3 separate regions of the Homo sapiens genome follow, and all the other regions are linked to region 1. The links are chromatin loops, found by intact Hi-C in ENCODE. Cell type or tissue: Calu3. All regions are shown on one strand.

Region 1 (8,000 bases):
GCCCCTCTCTGGACAGAGTTGGGGAGCCCCACAGTATTCCCTCCAGAACCCTCTCCACCTCCCTCACTGTGTTTGTGCGGACGATGTAAAGGCTCATTTCCAAGGGCTTGCATCACACCTCTCCATCAAAAGCCTGGGAATAACCTGTCACGTGGGCCCGCACGGAATGAAATACATAGCTTAGAGTGCTTAACTTTTATTCTTAGAATTTCCCGCAGATTCAAGTTTACAGGCTGTACTGGAGACTGCCTTTTTGTTGGGTCCATGTGTCCCCTCTGCCATCCCATGCGACCCACGCTGGCCCAGGCCTGCAGAGTGCTCCTGTGCTCCATCGGAGACCCCAGTGACTTCCTGCCTTCACCTGGATGCTGCAAGTGCAAGGTCACTCACTGACCGGGCTTTGGGACGTTCCCTACAGCTCTCATCACCACTGAATTTGGGTGAAAGTTTGTGAACATTGTATCTTCCAGTGCCCCAGAGAAGCCCTCAGCCTACGTGTGGCCGGCCCACTTGTGAGGGCAAACGAAATGCTTCGGGTGGGGGGCACATGAGCAGGCTCACAGGGGCAGCCCCCGGCTGCCCACCGGAGGCTGCAGACAAGCAACTCTCTTTACTTATAAGCCCCCCTTGAGTTCCCGGAGCTTGGAGAGGATTCTTTCTGCAAGATGGGGGCTTCACATGGTCTCAGGAGGCATGGTCTGCAGCCTGCTGGGACCGACTTTTCCTCAGCTCCAAGCACCCTCTCCCCTCCAGGGCCGAAGCTAAGGCCCCCTGATAGCGTTGCTCCAAGATACCCAGCCCTGGAGCCCTGCAGGGAGGGGTCAGGCCTGCTGGGACCATGGCACCCCGTCTTTAGAGGCAGCTTCCTTCAGTACTTCCTCCTCGTGTTTTAGGTAGCTTTTCTCTCTTCTTTTTTCTCTTCGTTCTTTTCTGCCTTGCTGCTGGATGATGCCGGGGCACATTTAGCAGACTTCATATATCAAGGACATTACCAAATGGAAGGGGCAGGCTGCTGCGTCCCGGAGAGAGGGCGTGGCGTGTGGCGTCGTGGAGACGTCCTGAAGAGAGGGCGTGGCAAGGGGTGCTTCCAGCGCATTGGGATGAAATGGGGTTATTGATTTGTTATTATTATTCCTGAAGCGTGAGGTAAACCACCCCATTGAGTATACATTGAGAAATTAGTGGCTCAGTCTAATGTTCTACAATTTCTGATCTATTTTCATGAGCTCCTGGGAAGTCACAAACAGCCAGAGACTGGAGACGTTTTGAGGTAGTACGACATAGACCCAAATCCACACATTGAAGTTGGGAAAGTTACTCGGAGTTTTGGAAATCCCACGCCAGGCTCTCCGTTCTGAATGGAAGGGTGTGGCCTGTCCGCTGTTCTTGAAACCTCTCTCTGGATCAAGTGAAAACCTGGGCCTTAATGAGAAAGCCAGTGAGCAGAAGGGAAGCAACATTCGAAGAGGCGGGTCTGTGACGCATGTAGTGGCAAATACGTGTGGTCGCAGGTTCGCAAATGTGGCCGAGTTCAGACACGCCTTCGGACTTTGCTGGGCTGCGAGACGGTTCAGGCAGCGTCCGCAGGATGGTCCTGTGACTGCAGGTTTTTCTTCAACATAAGACTTCACACTGCTGCCTCTTCTTTATTGGGTGTCTTTTAAGAGCTAGGAACTCTTATAAAGTTATCTAATGAATACATGTAAATTTCTTCAAGGCAGGCAGTAATGCCCCATTGAATAGTTGAAGAAACAAAGGTTGCGGAAGGGACAACCCCTCGAGTCCCCTTCAGGCCCCTCTGATTTCTCTCTTCCACACGCTGAAGGAAGGCATGGTTGAGAGATAAATTCTGCTAATTAAACACTCATTGAAAAAGATCCATTCACAATTACCTAACACTTCCTATGGAAATAATCAAGGCTGTGTGCGATACGTGTGGAAAAATAATCACTGCCATTATTCATGACAATCAAAAAGGGAGAGCCACCGAATCACACGACCATGCAGGCTCATCCTCAACGGTGAATTCTACATGGCCACTTAAAACGCTGTTTCAGAAGAGCTAGTGACGTGGGAAAACGGTTCCTAATATTTTGCTAAGTTAAGAAGCAGACTACAAAAGAGTTTACCGTAATAGCTGGATCAGTTTTCTATTTCTGCCGGAACAAATTACTGCAAACTTATACAACATAAATGTATTATCTTGCAGATCTGTAGGTCAGAAGTCTACTGTGGATCTCACCAGACTAAAATCAAGGTGTTGACAGGGCTGCCATCCCCCAGAGTCTCTAGGCGGGGCTCTGATTCCTGCTCGTTTGGATCTTACGCAGAATCCAGCTTCTTGCGATTGTGGGGCTGAGATCCCTGTTTCCCTGCTGGCTGCACCTTTCGAGGCTGTGGCTTCCTTAGCTCAGGTCCCCTTCCTACATCTTCAAAGCCAGCAGTGATGGGTCGAGTCCCCCTCACACTGTGACTCTCTTCTTCTTCCATTTACTTTCTCTGACCCACTCTTCTGCTTTTAAGGACTCATGTGATTACAGTGGGCCCACCCTGATAATCCAGGATAACCTACCTGTATTAGTCTGTTCTCATGCTGCTAATAAAGGCATACCCGAGGGTGGGTAATTTATAAAGGAAAGAGGTTTAATGGACTCAGTTCCACATGGCTTGGGAGGCCTCGCAATCATGGTGGAAGGCAGATGAGGAGCAAAGTCACATCTTACGTGGCGGCACGCAAAGAGTCTGTGCAGGGGAACTCCCCTTTACAAAACCATCAGATCTCGTGAGACTTATTCACAGCATGGGAAAGACCCACCCCCATGATTCAATTACCTCCCACCAGATCTGTCCCGACACATGGGAATTAGAGGAGCTACAATTCAAGATGAGATTTGGGTGGGGACACAGCCAAGTCAAATCATTACCTATCTCAAGGACCTTGAATGTAATCACATTTACGAAGTTCCCTTTGCCATATGAGGTAACCTGTTTACAGGTTCTAAGGATTAGGATGGTAGACATCTTTTGGGGGAGATTGTTCTGCCTACCACACAAGTCAATATTTATTGAGCACTTACTATGTACCAGGCACTGTTCTGAGCACTTTTCACAGAGTAACACATTCAGTCTTCACTCCCACCATGTAATAAGACCCTATTACAATCCTTATTTTATAAGCCAGGAAACAGATACACAGAGAAGTTAGGTAACCAGCTTATGTGGTTTGAATCTGTGTCCCTGTCATGGTGGTGGATTTCTCATGGTTTGGCACCAATTCCTTGGTGCTTTGCTTGAGACAGTGAGTGAGTTTTCTTGAGATCTGGTTGTTTACGGCACCTACCCCACCTTCCTCCTGCTCCTGCCGTTTGAGACTCCTTGCTCCCCCTTTGCCTTCCACCATGATTGAAAGCTTCCTGAGGCCTCCCCAGAAGCAGAAGCTGCTATGCTTCCTGTATAGCTTGCAGTACCTCAAGCCAATTAAACCACTTTTCTGATAAATTACCGAGTCTCAGGCATTTCTTTCTAGCAATGTGAGAATGGACTAATACACTTGTCCAAGGTCACAAAGCTCTGAGGCAACTGAGTTGGGAAACAGATGCTCTTAACAAGTATATGTATATATAAAATATATTGTATCAATCTAAGTATTCAATATATATGCCTAGGAAGAAGTTGGAAGTATATTTGTCAACATGTTAAGTGGGGCTATCTCTGATAGTGGAATTCCATGGTTAGCATGAAGTGCAGTTTTTGTGTGTGTATGCCCCTGTGTGCTTTTCTTGTTTTCCAAGTTTTCAGCAAGAGTATTTCAATAAAGTGAATTAGAATAAAAGGTTATTAAAATCATTAAATGAAAAGAGCAAGGAAAGTTACCCCTCCTCTGTCCTCCAGGGTGATGTGAACCCTGGTCTCTTTTCAGGCACTGGAGTCTTAACGTCAAGTCACCAGCAGACGGCGCTGCCCTCAAGCTTTTTGGGTGAGCTTTGCCCTGCAGTTTACGCCGGACTCAGCTTGCCTTGTGCAAGATTTGTGGCCCTGGATTACGGGCCTTGGCCTGTCTGGGTACCAAACTGCTGAGAGCCTAGGAAAGACCCAGCACCATCGGCTGCATCCCCAAATCCACCCAGCACTGCCCCAAAAGAACCCTACACAGAACTGCAAAATGCTGCTGGTTTTGGCTGGGAACAGTTTGATGGGGGAGGGAAAAATTATTCAGGACAAATGAGACCATATGAAAATGACAGAAATGGAGTGAAGAGTCGGGGAAGGTGTTCATAAATAATTATTTTGTGTGTGTCCTCATTTTGGGATAGTTCCCAGTTTTGTCCCTTGGTCCTTGGCTTCAAAGTGGACCAGTGAAGTGAGCCCATTTATTGAAAGATTGAAGAGCCGGGTGCAGCCCACGCTATCCACCCACATCCTTGCCCACACCCCAGCCCCAGGACAAAGATGCCTAGAAACCCCCAGGACCTCTGTCCATGGTTTCAGTATCTGGAGCCGTTCCCTGCCTGAAAGACTTGATACTGCAGCTGCAAGGGTGTTTAGTGTCAGGTTTGGCTTTAAGTCAAACACATATCACTATAGCTATTGCTTTGTAGATAAAATCATCTCATTTTTCGTTATGGCTGGCATTTGGGTCTCTGGATTTGATGTCCAAATTTATGCAAACAAAAGACATGCTTCCTTCATGGAGAAAATAGAAAAAAGTTCTAGCTGAGGAACAAAGAGAGAAATAACAAGAAAAACCCTTGGCACATTTCTCTGTCTGTTGGAAGTCAAGAAATCGGCATTTCTCACTGATATAGGTATTTTTTCCCTAATCTCCAACTAAGACTTCCCCTCCTGAATAGTGCCACGCTGTCCCTAATCTGCCACCTTAGTATCTGGTGATGGAAAAAGGAATTATAGCAGGTCACCCTTTGAAGAGGCTATTCTCTGGACATATTTAAATTGCCTTTTTCCACTGCTCTGATTACGCCCCCAAAATTGGCCCAAATTGGCCTTAAAACACGGGAACTTCAGGCGAGGCGCAGTGGCTCATGCCTGTAATCCTAGCACTTTGGAGGCCGAGGCGGGTGGATCACGAGGTCAGGAGGTCGAGACCATCCTGGCTAACACGGTGAAACCCCCCCTCTCTACTAAAAATACAAAAAAACTAGCCGGGTGTGGTGGCGGGCGCCTGTAGTCCCAGCTACTCGGGAAGCTGAAGCAGGAGAATGGCGTGAACCCGGGAGGCGGAGCTTGCAACGAGTCAAGATGGCGCCACTGCACTCCAGCCTGGGTGACAGAGCAAGACTCCATCTCAAAAACAAACAAACAAACAACAATAACAACAGCAGCAAAAACAAGGGCATTTCACTGGCACTCAAGAGCCTGAGGTTGTAGAATAAGAAAATGCCTTTTCATCATTAAGGAGAATCTCCAGTGCTCTGTCAAGGAACTCCGGTTCTGCACCCTCAGATATATCGTGGTATAGAGTGCTAAAGCTTAAAGCATTTATCTGATCCAATTCCTTTGCTTTATGGATGAGAAAAATGAGAGGCGAAGAGATCAGACGACTTCCCCAAGAAGTCACACAGATCTCATCCCTCCCCGACTTCTGTCCACAGGGATGGAATTCCAACGAAGGGAACAGGATTCTAAAATATTCTACTGGTGCTCTGGGAGTGGGGAGCAGGAGCACTAAGGAGAGAGGCCAAGCTGGGGCTTCTATGGGGTGGAGGGCACCGGGCTTGGGGAGGGCTCTGCTGGGTGTGTGGGTACTTACTCCTCCTCCGTGTTGTTGCTGGTGTTAGTGTTGCATTTGGCCAGGGGCCAGGCGCTGCGGGAAGGTAGAGAGAACATCAAGGGTCTGAACTCTGTTTCCATTCCTTGGGGCCATTTCACCAGGGGATTACCATGCCCCACCCCCCAATCCCTATCCCACTGCTTCCAGCCTTTGCACTCACAGCTTGAAGAATACGGGGTGGTATTGTCAAGGCCAAAATGCTTTGTGATTAGTTACCTCGGGTAAAAGCCTTGGGGGAAGAGAGAGTGAACATGGCTAAACTGAGGCTTCTGAAGAAAAGATTCAGCCGTTTGACTCCTTCCAGCTTCCCTGCCTCAAATTCCACTCAATTTCCTTCCATTCCACCCTGGATGGGGCCACGTGCCAGGCACTAAGAGGGGCACAGAAATGGACCCTGCGTGGCCTCTGCCCTCAGTGCTTCCATGCCTCTGTGGTGGAGGAGGTCTTGCACCTTCTGCCCCAGGATGGACGCAGCCTGCAGCAGCAACAGCGACTTGCTCCCTCAGCTGCGAAGGCCTCTTCCAATTAGCAGGGCAAGTAATTGAGCATAGGTGGGATTGTTGCTGTTTTCAGTTTCTCCTCCTCTTGTCCTCTCCTATCTCCCCAAATTTTACGACTCCAGGGCCTGACACCCCTGATCTATGTGAGAATCTGGTTGAAGGTAGGGGCTGGTTTTGCACAAACTGGATATTTATTTAAAGTTGAATTTTGCAGTACTTCATGATGTTCTATAGGAAAAGGTATTATCTCTGACCGCCAGAACACATTTTCAACATGGCTGGGTTAAAAAAGCCATGCGGCCTCGCAGGGCACTGCAGACCCCTCATAGGAGACCACGGGAACTGGAGCCTGAGGCAGGCGACACCCCCACCTGACTCCCGGGGCACCTCTTCCACGATGCTTGATGTCCAGCCAAATAAATGCCATTATGATGACTTCAGCTCATCCTGCCCAAATCTCCCTCTCTCCGTCTAAGATATGGCCATAACCGCTTGTTTCTAGATTGGTTCTGCTCATCTGAAAATCTCCCAGGAACTGGAACCGCCGTGGGATTGTGAAGGAGGGAAGGTTCAGCTCCGTGGGGGATGCAGTGGCTGTGTTCACCATGCCTCTGTGCCCGTAACCCCACAAAGCCAAGCCCACACAGGAGAACTAGGACCTGTCTGTGTATATACTTGGCTTTGCAGTGGAGACTTTGCCTCCAGAAAAATTCAAAATCCTCACCCCCAGGAAGACTTGCTGATTGACCAACACTATCCGCACCATCGCATCCATCTTCCCATGCTGACCCTGCCCGCGAGTGATCCATCAGATGTCTGTGAGGTGGTCGGGGCCTGCCCTGGATATGGTCCTAGCTCAACCCTCCATTTGTCTGGTCCCATCGGGAAATGGACAGAGAGTCTAACATTCATCTCTAAGGATGTAGGAAGGTAATTTGATCAATTTAAATAAGGAAGTCTTTGCTTGCCCAAAAGGAATTAGACCAGTCTGGCTGGCTTGCTGAGAAACTTCTTTTTCCCCCCTCCCTCTTCCTCTTTCCCCACTTTGTCCTCTTTCTTATCTGCCTGCCTCCTTATCTTTCTGTCTCATGGTGTCCCTCGAGGATACTGGATGCCCAGTCCTGGGAACCTGGGACCTCCCTGCACTTGTCTGGGCCAGCGCCCAGGCCTTCCCCAGCCTCCTTCCCCCAGCCCAGGAAACCCAAGCGTTTGCAGTCCAAGCTCGTGTGAAAACTCTGGCCTTCCCATCTCAGTCAGGGATTCTCACACCTTTCCCCGGGTCTCCTAAAGCAGTCACTGGCAAGACATGGCCTTGAACTCTCATATTCCATCTTAAAAATGCCCGTGCCGTTCGCCATCCCCTGCATCATCTATGACATACAAATACCCACTGCCACTCCCCATACAAATATGGAATGAAAATGGACGTTCCCGAAAGAGCCACTGGGTTTCCCCTGAGACTTCATCACCTTCACACACCAGAAACCCTCATATGACCATTTGAGAAGCTCCAAACCTGAACCCATCTTCTCCTCATTGACATACAGATAGCTTTTTCTCTAGCAAATTATATAGGGACTGTCTGTTCTGCAGCCATCATGCTTATTTGATCCCCTTTTCCCACCCCCCAGAAAATAGGTTCTGGGTGAGAAGCCACCTGTTTGGGAGGCCGAGGGGAGGTCAGCTTCCCCTCAACGTCTTGCCTCTCCTCC
Region 2 (8,000 bases), 100 kb after region 1:
CATTTCATATACCTCATCAAGAGAAATGAAAATTTATAACTATAAAAAGACCTGTATATGAGGATTCATATCAGCATTATTCATAATAATAAAAAAGTAGAAATAATTCAAATGTCCATTAACTGGGGAATGAATAAACAAAATGTGGTATATCCATACAATGGAATATTATCCAGCCGTTTATTTATAAAATGCATAGAAAAGGCAAATATATAGAGACAAATTGATTAGTGGTTATCCAGAGCTGAGAGTGTGAACAGAGAGTGACTGCAAATGGGCATGAGGGATCTTGTTAGGAGGAAGATAACGTTCTAAAACTGGATTGTAGTAGTAAGTTGAAAACTCTTGTCAATTTTATTAGAAGTCATTGAGTTGAAATAGGTAACCTTCATGAGGGTACAAATTATACTTCTACAAATCTTTTTTTTAAGGTAAAAATGTTTTTGGTTTGCTCTACATAACCACTCATAATATTTTGCATATACTGTAGTGGACTGAATGACTGAATGAGTACAGGAGCTTCCGAATCCATCTACAAATCAAAAGATAAACCACATAGGACTTTTTCTCCAAATTGCTACACTGCCGAAACTGGGGATTTTCCATCCTAGATTTTTACTCATTTCTTTTTTCTTTCTTAACCATAAACTTATTATAATTCTTGAGTCTCTTAAAGAAATTAGTCCTCCATCCCAATTGGAGTGCCTAGCAAAATAATTCTCAAGTGTCTCCTCTTTTCAGACCATCAAATGCTCTTCTTCTCCATGACACAAAGTCCAATATAAAGTGTTTGCCCAGACATTTTGATGCCACCTTTTTGCAGTGATATAGCTATATAGCTATAGCTATGTATTTGCCATGCTATAGTTATATCATAAATAAAATATTCAATGCATACTTTATGAGTTCATTTGCAGGCCTCCTCTTAAGAAAGTCTCTAATTTATGAGGCAGTTGGCTATAAAAATTTAAATAATTTCAGGCAGTCTGCACATCATTTGCTCTTGGGTTATTATTCATGTTCAATACAGTTTGGGTTCTGGAAATAAGTGGGCTCATTTCCATGGTGCCCTGATATGACTGGGTTCTGTTGTAGCCATCTATCATTTGGACCTGTTTGGAGATGCTTTTTAGGTTCATTAAAATAAGCGGAAATACGGTTTATAACCTCAGAGATGAAAACTTAAGAGCCACGTCCTCAGAAGTGGAGAATAAATAAGCTGAGGGGTTAAGGTCTCTTACAGGGACTGTGGGAAATCTTCAGACCTGCGTTGCTTGTAGCCTCTGCAGCCACGGACAAAAATGGATGGTGAACTATATTCTTTTGTTTACGATGCTCACATTTAGCCAAACTTTGCTTGGGTCCCTCCCTACTTGTGGAACTTGCACATTTGCTGAGGCAATCAGTACATCAAAGAGAATTCACCATCACTGGTGGGTGGTGAATGTCACCTGCTTATTCCTGAGCTTTCACCCAGAGGAGAAACCTAAGCATTCTTTCTAATGCAAGGTTCAAAATGGCCTACTGTGGCTTGAAATGACCTCAGAGGAAGGAGCTGGACTAGGAGGCAGGAGAAACAGGATTGGGTGCTGCCCACCTGGCTATGGGACTTTGGGCAATTGCTCAGCCTTCTTGGGCCTCAGTTTCTGCATATGCAAAGTAAGGCAACAAACTAAATAATCTCTACCACTTCCTAGTTCCCTATTTCTGTTTAGGAGGGGCTAATCTACACTCTTGGAGAAACTGTTAGGATGTATGTATAAGGCCAGGATGCAAGCCTGCTACCCTTGCTGGCAGTTCCCACAAGATGAGAGAAATGCACCAGCCACAACTGAGAACATGAGTAGCACAGTTTTTCCATCTTCATACTCCAGTGGGATGCCCAAGCACAGCTTCCTACAGTCATTTCTTCAATGGAAGACTGTGTAAAGTGTTCTAATAATGGATAGAATTTAGAGTCTTCAGAATCTGGAGCCTGCCATGCTAAATCAACTGTTACTTAAAAACCTCACTTTTCCATAAAGTTTAAAGCCTTTACGGAAAAGCCACCTTGCTTCAGGTCACCAGTGTTCATGTCAAAGACCAGCTGGCTGGGAGGATACTTTGGTCACTGAGACCACGAGACAGTCTCTCTGTCTCCAGACGAATAAAAACCTGATTCCGTAAAGATGTCCACATCGATTCTGGGAAGGCATTTCTCCCTCTTAGATTTCATTAGTATGAGAAGTCATTTCTTAGAACCTATGCCTAGATACATTTAAAGTTCCTTTTTAAAATTCTGAATGAGTAGAGTCACGTAATTTATTTAACTAGCCCTCTTTCGTCTCTAGATTCCAAATATTGATTCTCTCAATTTCTTAGCCAGAAGCTAACCGAGGAGATTGCTTTCTACATTTTCAGAATGGGTTTAAAGGTATAAATCTGGGAGGTGAGTTGCCTAAAATAATCAGATAACTCTTTTTTTCTATAGTTATCACTCACTTCCCAATTCTTCTGATAGAGAATAGCCATTCACTCTGTGAAGAGCTTCCCCCTGCCTGGGTGACAGTGAATGGTAGCAATGCTATGGCATTCATTCTTAGCACTGCAAATGACGCCTAAGAAAATGTCTTTCTAAATGGTTACAAGTATCACTCCCCTTCAAGTCATTCATACGCCTGTAAGTTCACTGGAAAGGACAAGGACAGATACTAAAGAACATTGTAAAAGTAATTCATGTTGGCTGTGAACGGTGACTCACACTTGTAATCCCAGCACTTTTGGTGGCTGAGGCGGGTGAATCCCTTGAGGCCAGGAGTTTGAGACCAGCCTGGCCAACATGGCAAAACCCTGTCTCTACTAAAAAAACACAAAAATTAGCTGGGTGTGGTGCCGTGCGCCTGTAATCCCAGCTACTCAGGAGGCGAGGCACAAGAATTACTTAAACCTGGAAGGCGGAAGTTGCAGTGAGCCGAGATCATACCACTGCACTCCAGCCTGGGTGATAGAGTGAGACTTTGTCTCAAAAAAAAAAAAAAAAAAAAAAAGTAATTCATGTTTACTCTGCTTTGTTTCCAACTGTTATTACTATTGGCAAGAATTCATTTCTGGTTGATTCCACAGCATGGGACTTTATGGAAGGAATTATTCACCATGGCCTACATGATGATTCATTTGCATCATGGCACAGTCAGTTGAACTATACCACAGATGAAGCACAATGGCCAGCTTCAGTATAATGGTTCATCCCACAGAAACAGAACATAGGCTTCCCAGGATGAAAAGACATCTCCCCAGGGCAGCTAGAGGTGCCATCCCTTCAGCCAGAATATTGACAACTTTGTTCCAGAAAGATGACATCCTGCTGGTTTTGAATTTTGCCAAAGACTTCGGGGTGCCGTACAGTTAACGTCAAAGAACGTCTCCCAACTCCATTTCTTTTCTGCCATACCTCGCCTATACATGCACACAAAATACATGCAAACTACCGAGGTCTAAAAAGAAACCCATGGGTGATGAAAGTCAGAGGGAATAGAGAGACAGCAGGAAAGGCTAGCTCTCAAACAAATAAGCCAACATATGTTTAGACTCAGGCACACAAGAATAGCCGCCCACCAGTTTCAGTGAGGAAGTCCCACGAGCAATGACACCAGCAGGAGGGATGCTGTGTGCTAAGTAATTTGATTTAGCCTTGTCTACAAAATTCAGATAATCCAATTCACCTCCTTGTCAGATTCAATCTCGGTGATATGGACGAGGGCCCCAAATGGTGTGACCCTCTTTTCATTTCGTGACTTAATTTCAAGGTCATGCTCTTGGACATGGTGGTGGAGATAGTGAAATGACTAAAGGTTTGATGCTTTAAAATTTTCCATGTAACAAGCAGCATACTTCTACACTAGGTACAGAACACATTTCTACAAATTAACTAGAACTAATCTTTGGCTCAAAATCTTGTTAAAAACACCCACTACTAAATACTTTTCCTGCCCTAAATCATTGAACTCCAGCATATACAATCCCCTAATTGTCGTAACAGCAGCTCCAACATGCTTCTTTGTCCACGTTTGTCCTTAAGGCCATGTAAAGTCTGTCACTGCTCTAATCAAAGGAATGTGTGTAGGTTCAGACAGGTGCTGACCTTTCCCCTTTCTAGGACACTTAATTAAAAGACCGGGACATTTGCAAACTGTCTCTGTGAATAATTCAACTCCCTTTAAAACCTTGGTGAACAGGACAGGGCTAACCTGAAGCGTTTGGGAACTCACTCTCTCCCCGCTCATTTAGATTTAGAGGGATTTCATCCACCCAGAAAGTATCCAGACTCTGCATCCCTTTGAAAAATGGACTGGAGAGAGAATGAGAAAAGAGCTTACAGGAAAATAGAAATCAGGAGTGGCAAACTCCTGCCCAGCATCTCCGGGGCGGGGAGCGAGTGGCCCATGGCAAACGAATTAGTGCCTTCCTTCCCAGGGCATTTGCACTTTAACAGAAGGCAAATATTGTGCTAAAGAAGTGAAGCTCTAAGTGGAATTTCCTGCATGAGCCCTGAAGAAGCAGCAAGGTCTTCTTGTGAGCTGCTATCAAGTACGGCACATCTGGGCGGGGGCTCAAGGGAAAGCTGGCAGTGCTGCCTGGCCGGCCAAGGCTTAAGGGGGTTTTGATCCCCTTCCTTTCCAGTAGTCTTAGGCACTTAGCCTTGCCTTAAAAACCAAAGGGATGTAGAGGAGTGCTTTGTGAGGTTTTCCCCCGCCTCCCCAGGGCATAGCATAACTCGTGAAAACACACAGCCAGTAACACGCATCCCAAAACCCCAGTGCAGTTTCCACCTCCCTCTCCAGGCGCTGCTTCCTGAGCCCGGCACAGGCCTGGTGAGCGGTCTGGCCTCAGCCTCATCCCAGCTGGTAGCGCTTTGTGCCGTGCGAATGGCTAAGAGGCACAAGAAACACTTCCACAGACAGATCCCCGAACCAGGAAACATTCCTTCCCCTCCCTGACCCCAGGGCAGCACCGGGGTGTGGAGAACAGTTAATCACCCTGAAAGCAAAACCTCCAGTCAAACATTAACAAATAGCTACCTCAAAGCTTTGCTGAAAATAAACTTGTGTGTTTTTTTTCTCTCTCTCTCTTTCTTTTCTTTGTGGCAGCAAAGGAATCTAATAAACATATACTATATTCCAAACAGAAAAACAAAAAAATCCAAAACTATTTCCCTATCTTGAAAGTAAACCTGCAACGTCATCTCAGGAAATATTCCCTTATTGCTCTTTTAGGAAAAAACACACAAACAAACAAAGAGAGAAAAATTTGAAGTGTGTTACATATTTATATCTGGAAATCACCAAAGCTTGGGATTTGTAATTTCGCGTTCCTGATACAGTTATTCATTTCCCGCTACTCCGGAGATGAACAAAAGCCACACTTGGGAGCCACTTTCGTGGCACTGCCTTGACGTATGAACCACTACCAGCCACCTACTTTACACAAACATCTCACACGAGACTGGTGTGCAAATGAATTCTGAGTCTTTAAGAAAACTTTTCAAGACATCCACTCCTCTGGGCTGGCTATTCCGCCCCCACTCACGCATCCCCCTTGCTCTCTGCCCTTCCTTGCCCTGCTCTGTACCCCCAGAGGCTGGCCCCCAGGGAACACACCACCCTATCTCCCTAATTTTTGCTGTCTTGAGGCACGCGCCAAGCTCAGAAGGCAGGAGGAAGCCGGGGTATTGGTGTCCTGCCCACTCCCTGCTCTTTCTCTCTAGGGCTCCAGGAACACGCTTTCCTTCCCTTGCCCCTTTAAGTCTGGGGATGATAACAGCTTCCTGCTATTGCTTGTCCTGGGGTCCTGCAATATCCCACGGACTGCCTTAGACTGACCTTCACTTCTGCAAAGAGTTCCTTCATTAACGTTTCTTCACTTGTGCTGAATGAATTGGATTCTGCTTCCTGAGTGGCCCCTGCTAAGCCCTCTACACTCCGTTTTCTTCCTCCAGACAGGGAGGGCAAATCTGTCCCCAGATCTGTTTAGGGTGCTTGGGTAGAATTCATGGTTGGGAACAAAGACAAATGTAGAGGCAGGAGAGTGCTGGCATCTGCCCAGCCGAATCTCCAGCGAGGAGGGTGCCTTTAGCTTCAGAATGAAAAGACAGCCTGGTTCTAAGTTTTTGTCACCTCAGGGATCCCCAGAGTTGACACCCACCTTCCCATTCCTGAACATCAGGACATGAGACAGAAGACTTCTTAGAAAATAGAGTTTGGGGATATTTTCCCCCTTCTTTCAGTTTCCTCCAGTGACTGGTGTTTCTGAGCAGGATTCTCTCCTTAAAGCCCCATCTAACCCCTAGATAAACGTGGCACAGTAATGAAGGGCTTCATTTTCTCTTTGTCATCCTCTCACTGCCTCTGGGATTTCAGCTTCACTCTGGCCACATGCCCTGGAGGCCCATCAGGGGTCCCACTTCCAGATGCTAAACCATCACTGCAGTGCTGTCTGAGGACGGCATGGTCTGAATGTGCACACATCACTTCTGTGTGATGGTAACATCACCAGTGCACACCCCAGACTTGTTAACTTCCTGCCCACTGATATGGACAGGAGGCAGGGAAATACTGGGTAGAAGGCAGCAGTCCCCAGTGAGGGCCCCACTCTCAAGCCTGGACCCACATTCCTGTTTTCCTTCTCGAATGTTGCCTTTTTCAAAACCACTCTGGCCCACACCACCCCCCCATCCTGTACCCATAAAAACTCCAGGCTCCACTGGCAGTGGAGTAGCAGAGATGGAGAAAAGAGAAGCAGCAGCCTGACGTCGTTGAGAAGCAGCTTGACTTCAGGGGGATGGCTTGATGGCGGGACCTCAGAGAAGAGTGTGGCCAGTGATGGCTGAACCCCAGGGGAAGACCACCTTCCCACTCCATCCCCTTTCTAGCTCTCCATCCTGCTGAGAGTCACTTTCATCAGCAATAAAATTCCCTGTATTTACCATCTTCAATTTGTTCGTGTGACCTGATTCTTCCTGCATGCTGAACAAGAGCTAGGGATACAGCGGGCTGTCACACCAAGGAGTTAAACACTTAGCCATCTGTGGACAGCAACACTAAAGGAGCACGGTAACACACGCCCTCTGGGGCTCCAGGGGTTGTGGGTACTCCTCTAGAAGCTGCCTTGGGGCCACACAGAGTTCTGCTCCTGCCGGCACCCAGAAGTACTCATCTTGGCCCCTGCACCCACTCACCTGCGTGCTCCCTCTCCCGAGAGGGGCTGAGAGCCACGGGCTGAGTAAACAAGCCACCCTCTTTGCAAGTCCCATGAAGGGGTCAGGGAAAATTTCCTGTCTCAACATCAGTAGATCTTGTTCCACTGGAGAACAGTTCACAGCCACTAGGGAGCTAGTCTTCCCAACAGACCTGAATATCAGCAAAACAGACTAAAGTTTTTACTAGTGGAATTGGAAAGGCCGACTAGTCAGTTAGGGTGTAATGCCTCACACCTCCCGTTAATGGACTGTAAAAAAAAAAAAGTTACAATTGAAGAATGACAATTGGTTCATTTACTATCTGGGACACAGATAACAGCCGTATATATTCTGAGTTTATTTTACATAACTGATAACTGAAAGACACTTTCCTCTGTCTCCCCAGCTAACATCTTCCTGCATGTATAGTGTCAAAGTCACAACCCAACAGAATGTTCTCAACAGCAAATGATCTCTTCTCTTCCTTCTCCTAATTCCACCTCATCCAGCCTCGCCCATGCCTGCCTCCCTGTGTGCATTTTCCTAACGCTCTCTTTCTCCCGGAGCAGAGCACTCAATTCCCCACCCCTGAAGGCCATAGGCTCCAGCTTCCTTGCCAGTCACGGCTTTGAGAAGGAAACGTGTGCAGCCAGTGGTGTGGGTAACTTTCCACGGCCTCCTTTAGAGCTGCTTTCAGCTTAAAAATATTTTCTACCTCCAGATTTTCCAAAGCAGTCAAGGTTATGGGTGAGAGAGCCTTTTTGATCTTTCTGGGCCAAAGGATTTG
Region 3 (8,000 bases), 680 kb after region 1:
GCCATAACAACCACAAACCGAGTGGCTTAAAACAGCAAAAATTTATTCTGTCACATTCTGGAGGCCAGAGTCTGAAACCGAGGTGTTAGCAGGGCTGCAGGCCCCTCAGAGGCTCTAGAGAAGAATTGTCCCTTATATCCAGTAGATAGGCAATAACAAGTGCTGGCGAGGATGTGGAGAAAAGGGAACTCTCATACATTATTGCTAATGTATGGAATGTACGTTAGTACAACCACTATGGAGAACAGTTTGGAGGTTCCTCAAAAAACTAAAAATAGAGCTACCATACAATCCAGCAATCCCACTGCTGTGTATATACTCAAAAGAAGGGAAATCAGTGTATAAAAGAGATATCTGCACTCTCATGTTTATTGCAGCACTATTCACAATAGCCAAGATCTGGAAACAACCTAACAACAGTCTATCAACAGATGAATGGATGAGGAAATGTGGTACATTTACACAATGGAGTACTATTCAGCCATTCAAAAAATGGTCATTTGCACCAACATAGATGGAACTGGAAGTCATTATGTTGAGTGAAATAAGCCAGGCACAGAAAGACAAACTTTGCATGCGCTCATCATTTCTGAGAGCTAAGAATTAAAACAATTGAATTCATGGAGATAGAGAGTAGAAGGGTGGTTACCAGAGGCTGGGAAGAGTAGTGGGGGTGGGGGAGATGTAAGGATGGTTAATAGGTACAAAAAATAAAAGAATGAATAAGACCTAGTATTTGATAGCACAGTAGGGGGACCACAGTCAATAGTAATTTAATTGCACCTTAAAAATAACTAAAAGAACATAATTGGATTGTTTATAACATGAAGGATAAATGCACCAGGTTTTGGATACTCCATTCACCCTCACGTGATTATTATGCATGGCATGCCTGTATCAAAATATCTCGTGTACCCCATAAATACATACCCCTACTATGTACCCACAAAAATTAAAAGTTAAAAAAATCTCTTACTACTCTATATATCCTCCTACTAGTTCTGTTTCTCTCATGGGACCCTGACTCATCCAAATTTTGGTACTAGAAGAGAGGAACAGAATCTTAAATCTATTTCCAGTGGCCAAGAGGGCATTTAGGTACTCCATGGCATGATGTGGCAATAGAGATATACAAAATATTACCATTGGATACTCTCAATCAAACACATATAAAAGGCAAGGTTCTGGGTGCCCACGTGTTTGATGATATCTGAGAACATTTTAATTAAACTGAGGAGTATGATATTGGCTGGTTGCTGGAGAAAGTGGGGAAAGAAAGGGATGAGTTTAGCCTTTCACATTCTCAGCTTAAACTGTGCATAAATGAACTGAAAACTTCTATGGGCCGGGCATGGTGGCTCATGCCTATAATCCCAGCACTTTGAGAGGCCAAGGCGGGGGGATCACCTGAGGTCAGGAGTTTGAGAGCAGCCTGGCCAACATGGTGAAACTCCATCTCTACTAAAAATACAAAAATTAGCTGGGTGTGGTGGCACGCACCTATAATCCCAGCTACTCGGGAGGCTGAGGCAGGAGAATCGCTTGAACCCGGGAGGCGGAGGTTGCAGTGAGCTGAGATCACGCCACTGCACTCCAGCATGGGTGACAGAGCAAGACTCCGACTCAATAAATAAATAACCCCACTTCATGACACTCTCAATTACCCCATTTCTTTGTGCTGGTCACGCAAGCAGGAAATCACCTCCTGGGGCGCTCCCACAATTCTTAGCAGTTTCTTTGCAGATATAATACTTTCTGTACTCCCACCTCCCATAAAAGCTATTTAGTATGGTTGTGCTCACACCATGGACTGTGATCTTGCTCGGGGAAGAATGCATGCCTGGGTCACTGTTAGTTTCCTCATTGTATTTTGATATTGTCAGCATGTGAGGTGGTCTATTAATATCTGTTCAATGAATGACTGAAAAAATGAATCAATGCTTTATTAAATGATAAATCCATAGTCTGTCGGGTTCACCGACGCCAGCCATCGGTGCCATATTGCCACAAGTGTCCTATGGTAAAGCAGTTTTTCTTGGTCCATTCAAATTGGGATGGGAAGCAGACGTTTTTGTAGAATACACCTCCCGGGCAGAAATGGAATTGCCTCCCTGTGGTGCGCAGATGGAGAATGTCCTCGCATTGTGGTTTCAAGTCCTGGTTTGACGGCCCCACGACCTGGCTTAGACACAGGAGCTGCTCTTCAACTGTTTCTGTTTTTTTGCAAGTTTTGTGAAATTTTTTTCTTCAGAATTGTGCCACCATGTCTTTCCATCCATTATAAAAATATTATATGTCGTGTTTGCCAGAGGAGATCTAAAACAAAATAACAAAAACCACAGTGCTCAGCTCAGCGCACAGGAGTCCTGCTGTCTACTCGCTGGGCAGTGGTGGAGGCTGACGCTTCCCAGCGTGAGGATTCTGCTTCCCATCAGTAAGGTTTGTCATCTGTGAAATTCTTTTTGCCTCTGGGCAGCACAGAGCCTCTGGGATACTCTCTTCCCCCCAGTTTCTCTTAACTAACTCAGGCCACCCACAACTTTGACTGGTCCCTATGGGAGGGGCCACAGTTCTGACCACTTCTGCTGGCATCTCAAGGGGCATGGAGGGAAAATGGCAGGTCCAATGGATGAGCCTTGGTAGGAAGAGGATGCTGGAGGTGGGGGTTGGGGGAGGTGGCCTGAATAAGTCACCAGTTCCAGGAGCCTTGGCATGGAGAGAAAGCAATGCCACTCTTGTGGGGAAATTCAAACACTGCTACCTCTGGAGTCAGAGGGTGGGTAGGGGTGGGGATGGACACTTCCCCTCAACACACACCTCCACCCCATTGCTCTAGGGGCAAGCTGAGCATTCAGTGCAGTGTCAGGCAGGACTGAAGGGCTGTGGGGAGCTGCTCTTCCTTCTGTGGTCAGGAATACATGTCCCTGGGGACGCAGCAAGAAGCACGTAATTTCAAAATGCAGCTATGCATACACGTCATCGTGCAAACCATTTGCTTCCTAGCGCCTGCTCATGGTGAGTGCCTCTGTGCCTGAGCCCCCTCATCTAGAGGCCTAACCAAAATATTTAACAACTGGTGTAGACGGGGGTGTAGACAGGCACTGACCAGTCAAAATGACCACCACTGAAGCAGAGCCTTGGAGGGCCACGGCTGTGCCAGGCACTAATCCTTCATTTGCAGGATCACGGAGAAGATCAGGAGGTCAGTGGGAAGCTCGGGGAAGGCTTTCAGTATTCTAACAAGCAGGACAGCTGTGCCAATGTGAAGGAGCTGAATATCAGCCCTGCTCTCACTCTCCTTCGTGGCTTCAGCCCTCCTCACCCTCTTAGATTTGTATTTTTCCTTTCTTTTGTAAATCCATATTCCTATTTACCAATCTTTCAGCCAGAGCCCTCAATATGGGGACAGGTCTGGCCTAACCGTAGTGGCCTTGAGAGGCAACCCTGGCCCACCCAGGGATCCCCAAACCCGGCTGTGCATCAGAATCACCCAGGCTGTGCCGAAAACCCATGGCCCAGGTCCTGTGTGCTTTGACAGAGCAGGCCAGGGGATGCTGAAGCACAACCAGGCTTGCAGCTTCTGCCCTCCTCGTAAACCAGATCAGCAGGAAGCCCTGAGGGCAGCGTGAGTTCTAACACCCGCGGGTTCTTGGAAGGAAGGTTATGCCAGCACCACGCACGATGGCTGTTTCTTCCTGATGTATGAGGCCAACCCAAGCAGCAACAGCACGATGGCCATGAGGATGGCCACCCCTGAGACGGCGGCGATGATGGTGTTCCTCTGCAGGAAGTGCAGAAGCTGCCCGCAGGGCATAGTCCTAAAGTGAGCATCTAAATGAGAAGACACAGCGCAGAGTGAACAGAGATACCCACCGGGCTACCCACAACCAGGACTAAGCCTGCAAGGGACACCTGTTCATTCCATTCATAACAGAATAGAAACCTTGGCATCTCGGCCGGGCGCGGTGGCTCACGCCTGTAATCCCAGCACTTTGGGAGGCTGAGGCGGGCGGATCACGAGGTCAGGAGATCGAGACCATCCTGGCTAAGACGGTGAAACCCCGTCTCTACTAAAAATACAAAAAAAATTAGCCGGGCGTGGTGGCGGGCGCCTGTAGTCCCAGCTACTTGGGAGGCTGAGGCAGGAGAATGGCGTGAACCCGGGAGGCGGAGGTTGCCGTGAGCGTGAGCTGAGATCGCACCACTGCACTCCAGCCTGGGCAAAAGAGTGAGACTCCATCTCAAAAAAAAAAACAAAAAACCTTGGCATCTTAGCCACTGGTTCCAGAAGTCCTCTTGGGAAGGAACTGGCTGTTTGGGGAAATGCATTCATATGCATTCATCTGCTATTTGGCGATAAGATGGGATGATTTTGGGGGGTGGAGATGAGACACTGAGGATACGGGCTGGCATGCAACAAAGCAGCCAGAAAGAAAGTTCCACAGACAATTTGTAGGAGGTAAAGAGAAGAACAGAGGAGAGCTCAGATGGGTAGGAGGAAGCAGGGGCACTAGAGGAGGTTGAGAAATCCTACTGCAAAGGATTTTAAGAACAATGGAGGCGAACACTCTGCAGCTTTTCACAGGGCAGTGATATAACCTCTTCTCTGCTTCCCCTCCTCTGCCCCCTGGCCTCAGAAAGTTGTACTGCATACACAATCTGCCTCGTGTGTGTAGGTTTGGGAGATTTCATGTCTGCACCAGCACGAGGCAAACACAAGGCCACAGATGATCCTGAGCTCCTGAGCCCCTCTGAGGACTTACAGAAATTGTGAGAGTGGACGGAATACCACTGAGCACAGGCTGGGGAAAACGCGGCAGTCTTAGCTAGATCTCAAAGGAAGGAGATCTCAGCCGACATTAGTGTCTCCTAGAGCTTCTGTCACCCCATTTATAATGTGACCAAAAAAGAAAAAGACATCAGGGAAATCAGGCATGGAGGTATGATCCCAGGTATCGGCTGGTTTCGTGTGGAGAGCTGCCCAGGGCAGCCGGTTATGTAGACAGCAGAGTGCTGAGCAAGGGTCTTCTTGGGTGATGGGGAGAAAACAGGGCATGTCCAGCCTCCTACCTTCAGCTATGCTATGCCAAGAGGCAGCGTATCCAGCAGCTCTAAGGCTCTGCTAGAATAATTCAGCATTTAATTTCTAAGCATTAGGAAGTGACAACCAGGTATAATTTTGACAGGGAGTGGCAGTGTGGAGGGGTGTACTGCACTTGGTACCAGCATGGGTGAGCTTCTGCCCACTCTAAACAGGTCTGGGCTCAGGGATGAGCGAGGGTGAAGCCCTGGCTGTATAGAAACAATATAAAAGTAGCATCTTTTTGGAAGAGTGGTGAAATTCCCGGAGTTGGGTTTTTATTTATTTATTTATTTTTTTAGATTGAGTCTCGCTCTTGTTGCCCAGGCTGGAGTGCAATGGTGCAATCTCAGCTCACTGCAGCCTCCCCCTACTGGGTTCAAGTGATTCTTGAACTGCCTCAGCCTCCCGAGTAGCTGCGATTACAGGCACCCGCCACCATGCCCAGCTAATTTTTTCTTTTGTATTTTTAGTAGAGACGGGGTTTTACCATGTTGGCCAGGGTAGTCTCTAACTCCTGGCCTCAGGTGATCCGCCCACCTTGACCTCCTAAAGTGCTGGGATTACAGGCGTGAGCCACCGTGCCCGGCCTCTGGAGTTGGTTTAATTCATAAATTTTAACTGCAGGTTGTATTCACTGCAGATTTAATTCACTTTAGCGGGTGAATTAAAGATGTCAGTTAAAATACCATGAAAGGCAAAAGACACATTCAGAAGTTGTCCGTATTTAAGCATCATACTTAGTTTATAGGCCATATAGATTCCCACCTGGTTTAGCTGCTCCTTGAAGTGTTTCTTTATCTATAGTAGTTAACTGCTCTCTTAAATCCCTGTCGAACAGACAGGATTCTTTAAAATTCTTCTCCTCTGAAAGGTGATCTACAAAAGATAAAATGTGTTCATCTACAAACAACCATGGCATGTGATTAGTTCAGCGTTTATGATAAAAGTAGCTTCTTCTAGACTCAAAGTGAGGAGTTAGGGAGGACTTGGGGGAAAAGTCTAAATGTCCTACAGAACCTCAGTGTTTTGGTGTTTTATTGTTTTTGTTTACTTTTTAAAAAATCTAACAAATTCCTGGGCAACCCACCCATAGCTGAGGCAGCATTTCTTACACTCGAGCGTGCATCTGAATCACACTGGGAGGGCTTATGAAAACACAGATTCCTAAGCCCCACCCCAGAGTTTCTGATTCCATAGGTCTGGGGTAGGCCTGGGAATGCGTATGTCTCACAGATCCTGAAAGACGCTGCTTCTGTGGGTAGAGGACCACACTTAGAGAACCTCTCTAAGCCCCAGCCTACTTCTCCACTTGCATAAAATAGAGATAATGAGACCTACTTCACAGATTGTACAATGTTCATGAAAATAATTTTTAAAACACGAAGTACTATAAAAATTTTCTTGAGTTGCGAGGACAAGATAGGAAAATTAACCACACTGAAATATTCAGGTATCAGTAGAGGGATTGCAGAATAGTTTAATAGAAAGAAGACAGTCGAAAATGAGAAATATTTGCATCCTAGCTCTGCCCTTTGGTGCCTGACTCGTTTGCATATGGGACCTGTCAAAGGGCCTGAGTTTAGCTTGGAGAAAATCGGGAGGCCAGCATGGCCTGCCTATCTTTGCCAGATGCAGGATGGCCTGGGAAGAGGCTGAGAGATGTTTTGAGAAGCTCTGGGGAACAAACTAGAACCAATGGGTAGGCGCTCCAGGGAAATCTGTTTGGACTGTTTAGCATTTAGAAGGTGAGCTATCAAAGAGGGAATGGGAAAGGATGAGAAGTAATGAATCTCACACCCCGGAAGACTTCAAAGCAGGCTGGAGCCCCCAGCTCCAGATGGGAGACCTCCAAGAGCTGGAAGTGGGGGCGGGGCAGCTTTGGATGGGTTTGGTAAATCTTCCTTGGCCTTGTTCACAGAGAGATAGAGAACTGTCACAATAAGAGTTTGCGACCAGCCTGGGCAACATAGCAAGACTTCATCTCTACTAAAAATAAAAAAAAAAAAATTAGCCAGGCATGGTGGCGCACACCTATAGTCCCAGCTACTAGAAAGGCTGAGGTAGGCAGATGGCTTGAACTCAGGAGATCAAGGCTGCAGAGAGCTATAATCACACCTCTGCACTCCAGCCCAGGTAACAGAGCGAGACCCTGTCTCAAAAGAATAATAAAATTAAACAATAAAATAAAATAACAGAAAATTATCACAATATGATTAAGACCATCATGTGGGTGTCTGATAACAGTCTCATGAAGTTCTAGGTATTCCTGGAAAAAAGAGAGAAATTTGTTCCTTATTCAACTTGGCTTAGAAAAGAGAGAAAACTCCCAATTTAATAAGACTGATAATTAACTTGACTTTTGAAATGCAACATGTCAAATCCGACTCAGATTAATAGCCACAGACAGAAAGCCCTGGCGAGCATGGAGTTATCCACCAGGGGGCGCGCTTGGCTTGGTCTTCCACAGAGCTGCAGCAATGGTAGACCTGACACGGGAACACATTTTCACTCTCTTTCTCTACCAGAGGCAAGAGCCACTGCCTATTCTTATCGTCAGTATGGACGTAAGTTTTCATTTACCTAAGGTTCTTTGAAGAATCTGAAGGCGTCTTTTATGTTTGATGGTTTGTGTTTGATCATTTCTTGGATTATTTTTTTGTGGGAAAAAATAAGCACAATTATCAAATTTTTGACCAACACAGTTTCATTTCCAGATTTCTTTCCAACTTTAGAACTACTAACTATGACAGGAGCAGCCACCCATTACAAGAGCAATTCTCCCGTCCTTCCATGGTGTAGGCTCAACCCAAGCTGCCAATCAAGCATGTGCTGGGCTTGGTAAAAACCTTCTTAAAGGAGTGCAGAACCAAGAAACTCTGACTTTGTGCTCAAGAAAAAGTTGAAGTCTTTCATCTTC

What was found. Peaks named below come from ENCODE experiments on the same cell type or tissue, not always from the same donor. Only the 100,000 strongest peaks of a DNase experiment are listed, where the experiment ranks them.
Region 2: it touches region 1 in a loop (2.0-fold over the local background); 8 of 110 quality-filtered maps call a loop at or near these places.
Region 3: a loop joins it to region 1, with 29 times the contacts of the local background. A loop is called at or near these places in 67 of 110 quality-filtered maps.

The regions. Positions count from the first base shown.
Region 1 is chr2:98,381,209-98,389,208 of GRCh38, reverse strand. It overlaps CNGA3 (cyclic nucleotide gated channel subunit alpha 3), which reads right to left. Exons shown (of 8, transcript NM_001298.3): 5 at 5,768-5,821. Among named protein-coding and RNA genes, the nearest start is that of CNGA3, 39 kb to the right of the region's middle. RefSeq lists a silencer at 924-1,111 and enhancers at 4,672-5,247, 5,248-5,825, 6,402-6,979. In Calu3, a CTCF peak has its summit at 3,944 (motif pointing right); a DNase peak (open chromatin) is centred at 3,968.
Region 2 is chr2:98,277,459-98,285,458 of GRCh38, reverse strand. The region is part of intron 22 of VWA3B (von Willebrand factor A domain containing 3B); the gene reads right to left. Among named protein-coding and RNA genes, the nearest start is that of CNGA3, 65 kb to the left of the region's middle. RefSeq lists an enhancer at 4,758-5,258. In Calu3, no CTCF peak of the experiment used is centred here; a DNase peak (open chromatin) is centred at 4,918.
Region 3 is chr2:97,696,985-97,704,984 of GRCh38, reverse strand. C2orf92 (chromosome 2 open reading frame 92) reads right to left here. Exons shown (of 8, transcript NM_001351368.2): 6 at 5,849-5,959; 7 at 3,681-3,831; 8 at 1,919-2,316. The coding sequence ends at 2,184. Among named protein-coding and RNA genes, the nearest start is that of ZAP70, 13 kb to the left of the region's middle. In Calu3, a CTCF peak has its summit at 7,524 (motif pointing right); DNase peaks (open chromatin) are centred at 4,634 and 7,544.